2 separate regions of the Homo sapiens genome follow, and region 1 is linked to region 2. A link is a loop called in an ENCODE intact Hi-C map of the cell type or tissue named here. Cell type or tissue: PC-3. All regions are shown on one strand. Region 1 has its middle 28 kb from the start of LINC01963. Region 2 holds the start of MARCHF4 (membrane associated ring-CH-type finger 4).

Region 1 (5,000 bases), 130 kb after region 2:
TGTAATCCCAGCGCTTTGGGAGCCTGAGGCAGGTGTATCACCGGAGGTCAGGAGTTCAAGACCAGCCTGGCCAATATGGTGAAACCCTGTCTCTACTAAAATTACAAAAAAAAAAAAAAAAAATTAGCCAGGCATGGTGGCATGCTCCTGTAATCCCAACTACTCAGGAGGCTGAGGCAGAAGAATCACCTGAACCCGGGAGGTGGAGGTGGCAGTGAGCCAAAATCACGCCATTGCACTCCAGCCTGGGCAACATGAGCAAAACTCTGTCTCAAAAAACAAACAAACAAAAAAACTGAAAAGGTAAAGAACTATGTTTCTGCTCCTAGATGCTTCCATGTGTAGCATTGTGGCCAAAAATGTGTCTTATAGCCACACTTAGCTGCTGGAGGGGTGGGCTAGGAAAGTGATTATTTACCCTTTTTTATTTATTTACCAGCTACTACTATGGAATGCACCAAGGGAAAAGGAGATGGGACTGGATGCTGGGTAGGCCAGCTGGGGGCATCTGCCCCACCCTGAGGGTAGGAGGATAAATTAGTAGGCTGTTTTCGAGGGCTATTTGGTAGTATTCTACTGAATTTTAAATATACATGTCCTTCAACCCAGGGATTCCATTTCTTTGGAACTCTCCTAGAGCGAGAGTAGCAGATGTTGCATTTGCAAAGAGCTTGGGAAATGAGAGCAATATGAGTGTAATAATGAGACAAATTGGAAAGAACCTAAATGTCTGTCACATGGGAGTGATGCAGTATGAGATATTGAAACCATGCAATACCATCAGCATCAGAGAATGTCATAGGCATGGAAGGACTGACAGGGAAAGTTCTCAAAATCATATCGTTAATTGAAAACTGAAATCTGCAGGACAAGATGCATAATGATCACATACTTGGAGAAAAACCACCACAACAAAACCACACCTTCATCTCATATTTTAAGATGCCACATCCAAAAGAATATGGAGTGATACTACCAAACTGATTAGAGCGATTTTTGCGGGGAGAGGATGTGGTTGAGGAATATGAAGGGGGAACTTTCTCTCTGCTTATATTGTTTGCATTTTAATTATAAAAATGAATTCATGTGATATTTGTGTAATGTTTTAAATTATGGTGCATATATGCAGTAGAATATTAAGTAACTATTAAAAACAATGAGTAGGCCGGGTGTGGTGGCTCACGCCTGTAATCCCAGCACTTTGGGAGGCCAAGGCAGGTGGATCATCTGAGGTCAGGAGTTCAAGACCAGCCTGGCCAACTTGGAGAAACCCCATCTCTACTGAAAATACAAACAGTAGCCAGGTGTGGTGACGCACACCTGTAATCCCAGCTACTCAGGAGGCTGAGGCACAAGAATTGCTTGAACCTGGAAGGCGGAGGCTGAAGTGAGCTGAGATTGTGCCACTGCACTCCAGCCTGGGCGACAGAGCAAGACTCTGTCTCAAACAACAACAACAATGAGTAAAATCTTTTTTAGAAAATAGGTACCTTGTACTTGGATAAAGTCCTGGGTCATCTTTCCTGAGAACTTGCAGCAGGGTGGGCCCTAAAGGGTTTGGGGTAGAGGACTCCTGAGGCTTCCCACTGCCTGTGTTTCTATGGTTCTGTGATAAGGAAAGTTTGAGAGCAAGGAAATCTGCACTTCAGACTTTATTTGGTAATTTAATGAAGGGCAGGGGCAGGGAAGAGACCTTGGGTTGGACAGCAGGAGTGGCCTCCCCTACCTTTAGTTAGGCCTTGGTCCTCCAGACCAGAGGTTTTTCTAGAACAGCCTTTGGAGCGACCAGAGATCTGGAGTTTTTGCTGCCGGCACGCAGTTGAGAGGAGTCCGCTTGGCTGAGAGGCACCGCACACAGATGCAGCCAGCCATCTTTGAGAGTGGCTGCCTGCTAGCCCAGCTCCCTCTGTGCCCAATAGAAGCTGCAAGCAAGGCTGGCAAGCACAGAAGCAGGATCATCCAGACTGCAGGCAGTTGGTTCTTTTCCTTCTCTCCCCTAAGTCTTTCTCCCACCTTCCAAATCCTTCCTAGGCCAGGGTTTTCCTTCCAACAGAAGATGATGGCAGACAAAGTGTATGATGCCCTGTGCCCACTCCAGGTTCCAGTCCTCAGGGGCCAGTCAGTCCTCTGCCCAGGGACTGACTGAGGATATTCGCTGAAGGTTTCTGCTTGTCCAGCCAAATGCCTGAAGCCTCACAGACATCAGTCCTGGTCACAGAGCCTGCCAGATGTGACTTGGGAAAGTCAGTCAAGGAGATTGACAATATGGAGCTACTGAAACAAACAAGGTGAAGGCTGCTTTCTGAGTTCCAAGGCAGATGGAGACCCTAGAGAATCAGACAGAGTAAACAAACATCAAATAAATAAAGCCCCTGTAATCCCAGCACTTTGGGAGGCTGAGGCGGGTGGATTGCTTGAGGTCAGGAGTTCAAGACCAGCCTGACCAACATAGTGAAACCTGTCTCTACTAAAAATACAAAAATTAACCAGGTGTGGTGGTAGGTGCCTATAATCCCAGCTACTCGGGAGGCTGAGGCAGGAGAATCACTTGAACCTGGGAGGTGGAGGTCACAGTGAGCTGAGATTGAGCCAGTGCACTGCAGCCTGGGCAACAGAGCGAGACTTTGTCTCAAAAATAAATAAATAAATAAATAAAGCCTTATTTAGCTAAAACAACAAAACAAGAAGGTAAAACAAACGCATTACCTTCTTTTTTGTGTGTGTATTTGAAAATTTTCATGACAGAAATTAACAAAATGGCCCTCGTCACAACACACTTTGGTGCCCTTGTTTACGTAGTTTCTCTGGCCTGGAAGGCCCTTTGTGTCCTACACCCCTTGTATAAATCTTACAGATCCCACATGGCCCAATCCAAATGCTGTCTCTAGGAAGCCTTCGCTGATTCCTCCTCCATCCTCCATTCCCAGTGAGAGCAATTATACCTTCCTCTGGTTTCTTATTTCATTTTGCTTATACCATTTTGAAAGAAGCTATTCCATTCTCACTTTTAATGTCATTATCTGCATGCTAATCCCACTGATCAGCCTAAGAGTATATTAAAGTCAGGGATTCTGGTTCATTAATCTCCCTATTCTCAGTACCTGACACATAGTCCAGGGTGATGAGAACTGATAAATGAATAAATAGATCAATTATTCATCCATTTCATAAACATTTATGGTGCATCTGAATATAACAGGCATTGTACTAGGCAGTGATGTTAGTAAGACAAATAAGACAGTAAACTCCTTGGCCTCATGGAGTCTGCAGTCTGGGTGACAGGGACAGCCATATAAGCAGATAATTACCGTAAAGAACCATTGGTATAATCATGAAAGTACATGAAGGTAGAGGGGACAGTGTGAAAGAGAGTTCAATTCTACTTGAGGGAGGTTAAGAAGGTTTTTAAGAAATAAGTGATGTTAACTTTGTACATTAGTTCAGGTTCACAGAAAAGCAGATGCAAAGAGAGGGTGCTATGGTTTGAATGTGTCCTCCAAAGTTCATGTGTTGCAAACTTGATCTCAATGCCAAAGTGGTGTTGGGATGTGGGACCTAAAGGGAAGGGTTTGGGTCATTGGGGCACTGCCCTCGTGACTGGATTAATGCCATTATCTTGGGCTTGTTATCTCAGGAGTGTGTTCCTTATTAAAAAGATGACTTCACCCTCCCATCTCTCACCCATGTGATGCTTTCTGCCATGTTATGGTGTGACAAGAAGGCCCTTACCAGATGTTGGTACCTAGATCTTGGACTTCCCATGCTCCAGAACTGTAAGAAAATAAATTTCTGTTCTTTATAAATTACCCAGCCTGTGGTAATTTGTTATAGCAGCACAAAATGGACTAAGACAGAGGGTTACATACAAGAGATTCATTGAGGGAGGGAGCAGAAGGCAGGAAGAGCCTTCAGACCATAATGCAGGCCTGATTCCTATCAAGGAAGAGAGGGGTAAAGGAGGATAGGGTTGGCGAAGTCTCAGTTTGCAGAGGAGCAGTTCCAGGTAAGATTTGGCTAGACCAACGGAGAACTCTTAAGCCAAAGTCTCCTCCTGGAGGAATCTCATGTCTTGTTGGATGGGGCTGCCTTAGTACCCTGTTGTACTCAGTCATTGGCTGGGAGCAGCCCACTGGCACCATGGCCTTCATGTGAACATGGCAGCAAAACCAGAAGGGCAACAACTGGAGGCACTGACAGTTATGCTTTCTGCAGCAAGTGGTCTGAGTGGCACACTTTCATGGCCACTACACTTGGTCTTTATACTTAAGTATATATCAGTGGGCATATAGGTGAGAAAATGTGAGAGAAGACAAAAAGGAAACATTCCAGGGTGAGGGACCTGCATTAGAAAACACACCAAAGCATGAGTCCATGTAGCTCCTTAATGGACCTGGAAGTAATTCTGCATGAATGGAGTGATAGGGGGGGACAATGCAGCAGGTTGTGGCCGGTTGGCAGAAGCTTGGCTATGGTGGGCATTGCGTGTGAGCAGTGGAGGGACATTAAAAGGCTAACATCAGGAAAGTGTAGCAGGTTTGGGCTTGGAAAATAGGCTCTGGAGGCATGTGGAGGAGGGCTCAGAGGAAGGCAGCCCGGAGAGGAGGCCCCAGCAAGCATTTGGAGTGATGTGCTGTGGAGTGGACTAGATCAGTGGTGGTGGAAACGGAGAGGAAGAGAGGGATGGATGAATGGAAGGATGGATAAGTGAAGGAATGAATGAGTAAATGCAAGCGGTCAGATGCAAACCAGCTGTACCTCTCTCAGGGACAGTTCCATTGTATTCAAATCTCTGAATTCTGCTCTGTGTGTTGATGAAACTCATAACTCATTCCTGTTAGAGTTTCATTAGGTAAAAAATATACCCCGATATATTGTCAAGGGAAAAAAGCACCTGTCCCAAACATCTTGCTCTGCAAAAACACATCAGCACTTGCTGCCAACCCAGGCTTATCTCAGGCAGGCATGAATGTAACTCTGCCTGGTTGGAGCAGGAATCCCCA
Region 2 (5,000 bases):
TCCTCTATTCCTCTTCTAATTCTTATGACCTCAGCATCCCTGTATGTAATGAAATATATCTGAAAACAACCTCGTTTAAAAGAATAAATCTATTAAGGAGCTGAGAACTTTCTGGCGTGAAATGAAAAATATTGATTGCTTCCCACCTGTTAGCAATGAAATCCCATCCAGTTAATTAACCTGCTCAGAGATAAAGTTTATTTTTGCCCTTCACTTTCAGCTCCAAATCTTTAAAACCATTAAAACAAGTACCTGGTCAATGAATAAATCTTCTCCCAGAGCGACATCCAGGGTCTTCTGGAATCTGGCTCCAGCCTACCTTTCTGACATTTCCTCTAGCTACTTACCTTTGAGTACCTTCCACCACAGCCTAATGGAAAAGCTAAAGTATTCAGCGCTCCCACTGCCAGGAATATGCCTCCCTCCTCTAAATTCCACATATTTTAACTCAGTTCAAATGTCACTTCTTGAAAAAGGCTTTCAAAGCTTTCCCAGAGCTGTGGCAACTATCTCCACCTCCCCCCTCTTCCCACCTCTCCTAATTGCTGCCAAGCTGTAAGCATTATCTCCCTATTTTGAACACTCCCCAAACTTTGTATGCTTTTGTAACACTTACTATTTTATGCTTTATATTATGACTACATACATATTTATAGTACTAGACCCTTGAGGATGCAATTCCAACCAGTTTGTGCTCCCCACATCTTTCAACACAATTCAATGCCTTACCGATGATGGGTGTTCAGTAAATATTTTTTGAATGTCTAAATAGGAACCCATTGATTTAATATGGTCTTTATGGTTGTTTTTACTCTGGAACTCATTAGACAATAATGGGGATTTTACTTTTGGGCTCATGATTAGGCAGTTAGTAAGAAGAATCTAACTCAGTGAAGTGTTTTACAAGATTTACATTATATTCAAAACAGGCCTCTTAGGCTTCTCAATCTTTTTTTTTTTTTTTTTTTTTTTTGAGACGGAGTCTCACTCTGTCACCCAGGCTGGAGTACAGTGGTGCAATCTCAGCTCATTGCAACCTGCACCTCCCTGGTTCAAGCAATTCCCCTGCCTCAGCCTCCTGAGTAGCTGGGATTACAGGTGCACACCACCATGCCTGGCTAATTTTTAATATTTTTAGTAGAGACGGGGTTTCACCATGTTGGCCAGGCCAGTCTCGATCTCCTGACCTCTGGCAATCCACCTGCCTAGGCCTCCCAAAGTGCTGGGATTACAGGTGTTAGCCACCACGCCCGGCCACTTCTCAATCTTTCTAAAGGCAGTCCTGTTGTTGCTTCCTGTCCTTAGCAGTTCTCTGTTTCTAGAAATCTTTTCACTTTCAGTGGAAGGGTTGGGAAAGGCAGTCTTGTTATGGACATCATCCCTTTCTTTCTTTCTTTCTTTCTTTCTTTCTTTCTTTCTTTCTTTCTTTCTCTTTCTTTTCCTCTTTCTTTTTTTTTTTTTTTTTTTTGACAGAGTTTCCCTCTTGTTGCCCAGGCTGGAGTGCAATGGTGCAATGTTGGCTCACGGCAACCTCCACCTCCCAGGTTCAAGCGATTCTTCTACCTCAGCCTCCCGAGTAGCTGGGATTACAGGCATGTGCCACCACACCTGGCTAATTTTGTATTTTTAGTAGAGACGGGGTTTCTCCATGTTAGTCAGGGTGGTCTTCAACTCCCAACCTCAGATGATCCACCCGCCTCAGCCTCCCAAAGTGTTGGGATTACAGGCATGAGCCACCATGCCTGGCCGGACATCATCCATTTCTATGACTCTGGATATAGGTCTCATATGGCATTTCTATCTCCTGCCCTAATTTACTTGCACAACACACTTGGAGCTAGAATTTAATGAGCACAAAACCCTAAAACTCAATTTTAGGTAAAGCAGATATTCAGTCATATGTGGGAGCACTCACATGTATGTGTCCAGGCTGAAGGGGAGAAATATGGTAGCTTCACTGAAATAAAAAAGCCACTTATTTATTCAGAGTCCATTTTCTTGAACACCTACTTAACTTCAGGTGCTGCATTATGTGCTGGTGATACAAATATAGATACTGATCCCAGCCTTAAAGAAGCTCTGAGTCAGACAAAGGGAGATGAATGTATGGTGAGATAATTATTATATAGACTATGATTTCTGCAATACCAGAAACAGATACAGAGTGATGTGGAACACAAAATATTTTCTTGAAGAACAAATAGAATTTTTGAAATAAAGAGGTTTTTTGTTGCTGCACAGTATTTGTGCTGATATTAATCAATAAATATTATTTTGTAGTTATTAAAAATATTAGTATCATCTTTAAATGAGCACCTTGGGCTGGGTCTCAGCATCCATGGTGAGTCCTGGGGCATGATTCAGACAAGTAGCCATGCTGGGTTAACCAAGACTGAGATGTAGGTCCTTTCTCCTTAGAGCTTGTAGGAATGAATCATTTCATAGAGATGGCAGCAAAGGGGTAGTTTTCTTATGACTCATTGGACTGAACTTCGTTCCAATGATATTTTGCTGCAGAAATTTTGCATGCTACTCTGTCTATGGCTCCAATATTTGTAAAGGCATTACCATGGCTGTTTGGATGAATCACTGGCATATCTTCTCTATGGCCCTAGAGGGGTGTGTGTGTGTGTGTGTGTGTGTGTGTGAGAGAGAGAGAGAGAGAGAGAGAGCGGGGTGGGGGAGAGAGGTTTATAAGGAAAGGCAAAAAAAGCAATCCTAAGTTTTCAGTGACCAAAGTCTACAGCTGCAAACACTGAGGTTTTATATAGACCACTTTAAGTTTCCTTCTTTTTCTTGCTCTTCACATTTAGGGGCACTTTGCTGCTCAAGAAACTCCTTGAGAAAAATAGGGTAGGGTGACATGAGTCAGTAGCAGAAATAGGAGAGGAAATTAAAATCCATTTCAAATTACCTCTTGTCAGCGGCTCAGTGAAAGGCTTGAATAGGGAGGAGGCTGGGGATGTTGGTGAAGACGAAGCTGAAATATTGCTCTGGATTCTTATGACTCACAATTGAAAGAGCACTGTGACTTATAGTAATGATGACTGTGGTGATGGTGGCCACAAGCCATTCAACAAATATGCATTGAACATTTACTAGATGCCATCTCTGACTTAGGCACACGGGATCAAATGAATTAAAAAAATTATCTCTGTCAATTGGAGCTTAAATTCTAGGCGAAGAAGCTGACAAAAAAATGGTACTAGCAACCTCCTCCCTGTTTGAAAATTTGAAGCATTTCCTTCTCATGTCTCAAGCCTCAATGAAACATTTCCTTCTCATGTCTCATGTCTCAAGCATTTCCTTAGTCATGAGGAATTTAATCTCCATCAAGTCCCAGCTTCATTGTGGAAGTCACAAAACTTTATCTCCTCGAAAGCTTGCAGACTGAGATCTACTTTAAATGTTTATGTGAACAGAGAAACGGTCTCTGGTTGACAGGTGTCTGTGTCTTGTATGTGCAATGAGAGGAGCTGTGATAGTGGACAGTGGGCAGAGAGTCTACAACCAGACCTTCCACACCGACACGTTCCTGCTGAGGTGAAATGCAAGAGTTAGTGCCTGAATCGCTCCCCTCCCTCCCCGTGGCCTTTCTCCTTCTTTCTTTTACTCTTCACTTCGCTCCCTCCTCCTTCCCTTCCTAAATCCCTCCCTCTCCTGGTTACCTCCCTTTCCCTTGGTCCCTCCCCATCCCCTTCCCTCGCACAGTTCTCTCCTCCTCTTGCTCCCTCTCCCTCCAGCTTCTTTTCCTCTCATCCCCTTTCCCTCCTCCATCCCTCCGCGGCGTCTGCGTCAGGCCCCCACGAGCGTGACGCGCGGGGTCTGGGTGGGAGCTGTCCACTCGCCCGGGGTGCTGAATGCAGCAGCGGCGGCCGCGGCGCCGGCGGCGGAGATAGCCGAGAGCCTCCCTCGCTGCAAGAACCTTGTTTCCAGTTCTCGGACGGTCAGCTCGCCGCCCCGCCACCTCCCTTCCAGCACCACCCCTTTGGGAATCGAGCCAGTGGGGGCAGCGGCGGGTGCTGAGCAACGGCGGAAGACGAGACAACACCTGGCAGCAGCCTGGAATCTGATTTGCTTCCTCTCGGCTTTTATAAGAGATATATTTATATACGGTTTTGGGGAGTCGCGAGGACCAAGCTGGAGCCAAGTGCCGGCTGCCTCCCACCTCGGCCACACTGCTTCGCTCCCCCCTCCCCACCTTCAGCTGGCACCGCAAACAAGCCTTACCTCGTTGCATCTGCGAGGAGAGGTAGCAACAGCGAGCCTAGCCAGCCAGAGGCGGTGGAGAGGAGGAAGGGGCGGGGTGGGGGGGCAGAGAGCGGGCCGAGGCCGCCCTTGGTGGGGGTAGCGGGGGCAGAGCTGCCGAGCAGACCCGGCAGCCGCCCTCCTCCGCCCCCACCCTCCAGAAGCACTCTTGCCTGAGAACCGAATTATTCCACTAGTATTATTTCATTTTTTATTACTCCCCCTCCTCACTCCCCAGCCGCCCCCACCCCCACGCCGGCCTCGCCTCTGGTTGCATGGCAGCGCTGCCCGGGCGCGGGGGCTCAGGGCTGGCCCCCAGGGAAGGGGGAGGAGGAGGAGGATCATGAAGGCCGGAGTCGCGACCGCGCCGGACGGCGGGCAGCAGCCAGAGGACGAGCCGGAGCAGCCCCCGCCCCGGAGACACCCGGACGCCGAGCAGCAGTCGCCTCCGCCGCCGCAGCAGCAGCTGCGGGCGCGGGCCGACCCGGAGCCGGAGGAGGAGGGCGACCGCGACCCAGAGGAGGAAGAGGAGGAGAAGGCGAGGCCACTCGCCCGCCCGGACCTGCCCTTCTCTCGGCTCTTGCCCCTCGACCGAAGGGACCTTTGATGGAACCGAGGGGAGGGCGCCACGGATTTGCCGACTGCAGCAGGGGTGGGCTGGGGGCTGAGATAATGTAACCACTCCTTTCTCCTGTTCTCTCCCACACGCCCCTCTCCTCTACCCCTATTCTCTGCTCCACTGCCCTCTCACC

Evidence for each region. Peaks named below come from ENCODE experiments on the same cell type or tissue, not always from the same donor. Only the 100,000 strongest peaks of a DNase experiment are listed, where the experiment ranks them.
Region 1: it touches region 2 in a loop (2.4-fold over the local background); 1 of 110 quality-filtered maps calls a loop at or near these places.

Annotation. Positions count from the first base shown.
Region 1 is chr2:216,242,679-216,247,678 of GRCh38, reverse strand. No RefSeq gene overlaps it. Among named protein-coding and RNA genes, the nearest start is that of LINC01963, 28 kb to the right of the region's middle. In PC-3, no CTCF peak of the experiment used is centred here; no DNase peak of the experiment used is centred here.
Region 2 is chr2:216,371,191-216,376,190 of GRCh38, reverse strand. It overlaps MARCHF4 (membrane associated ring-CH-type finger 4), which reads left to right and starts at 3,708. Exons shown (of 4, transcript NM_020814.3): 1 at 3,708-5,000. In PC-3, no CTCF peak of the experiment used is centred here; DNase peaks (open chromatin) are centred at 2,490, 3,000, 3,310 and 3,820; H3K4me3 peaks cover 2,334 bases; H3K27ac peaks cover 1,387 bases.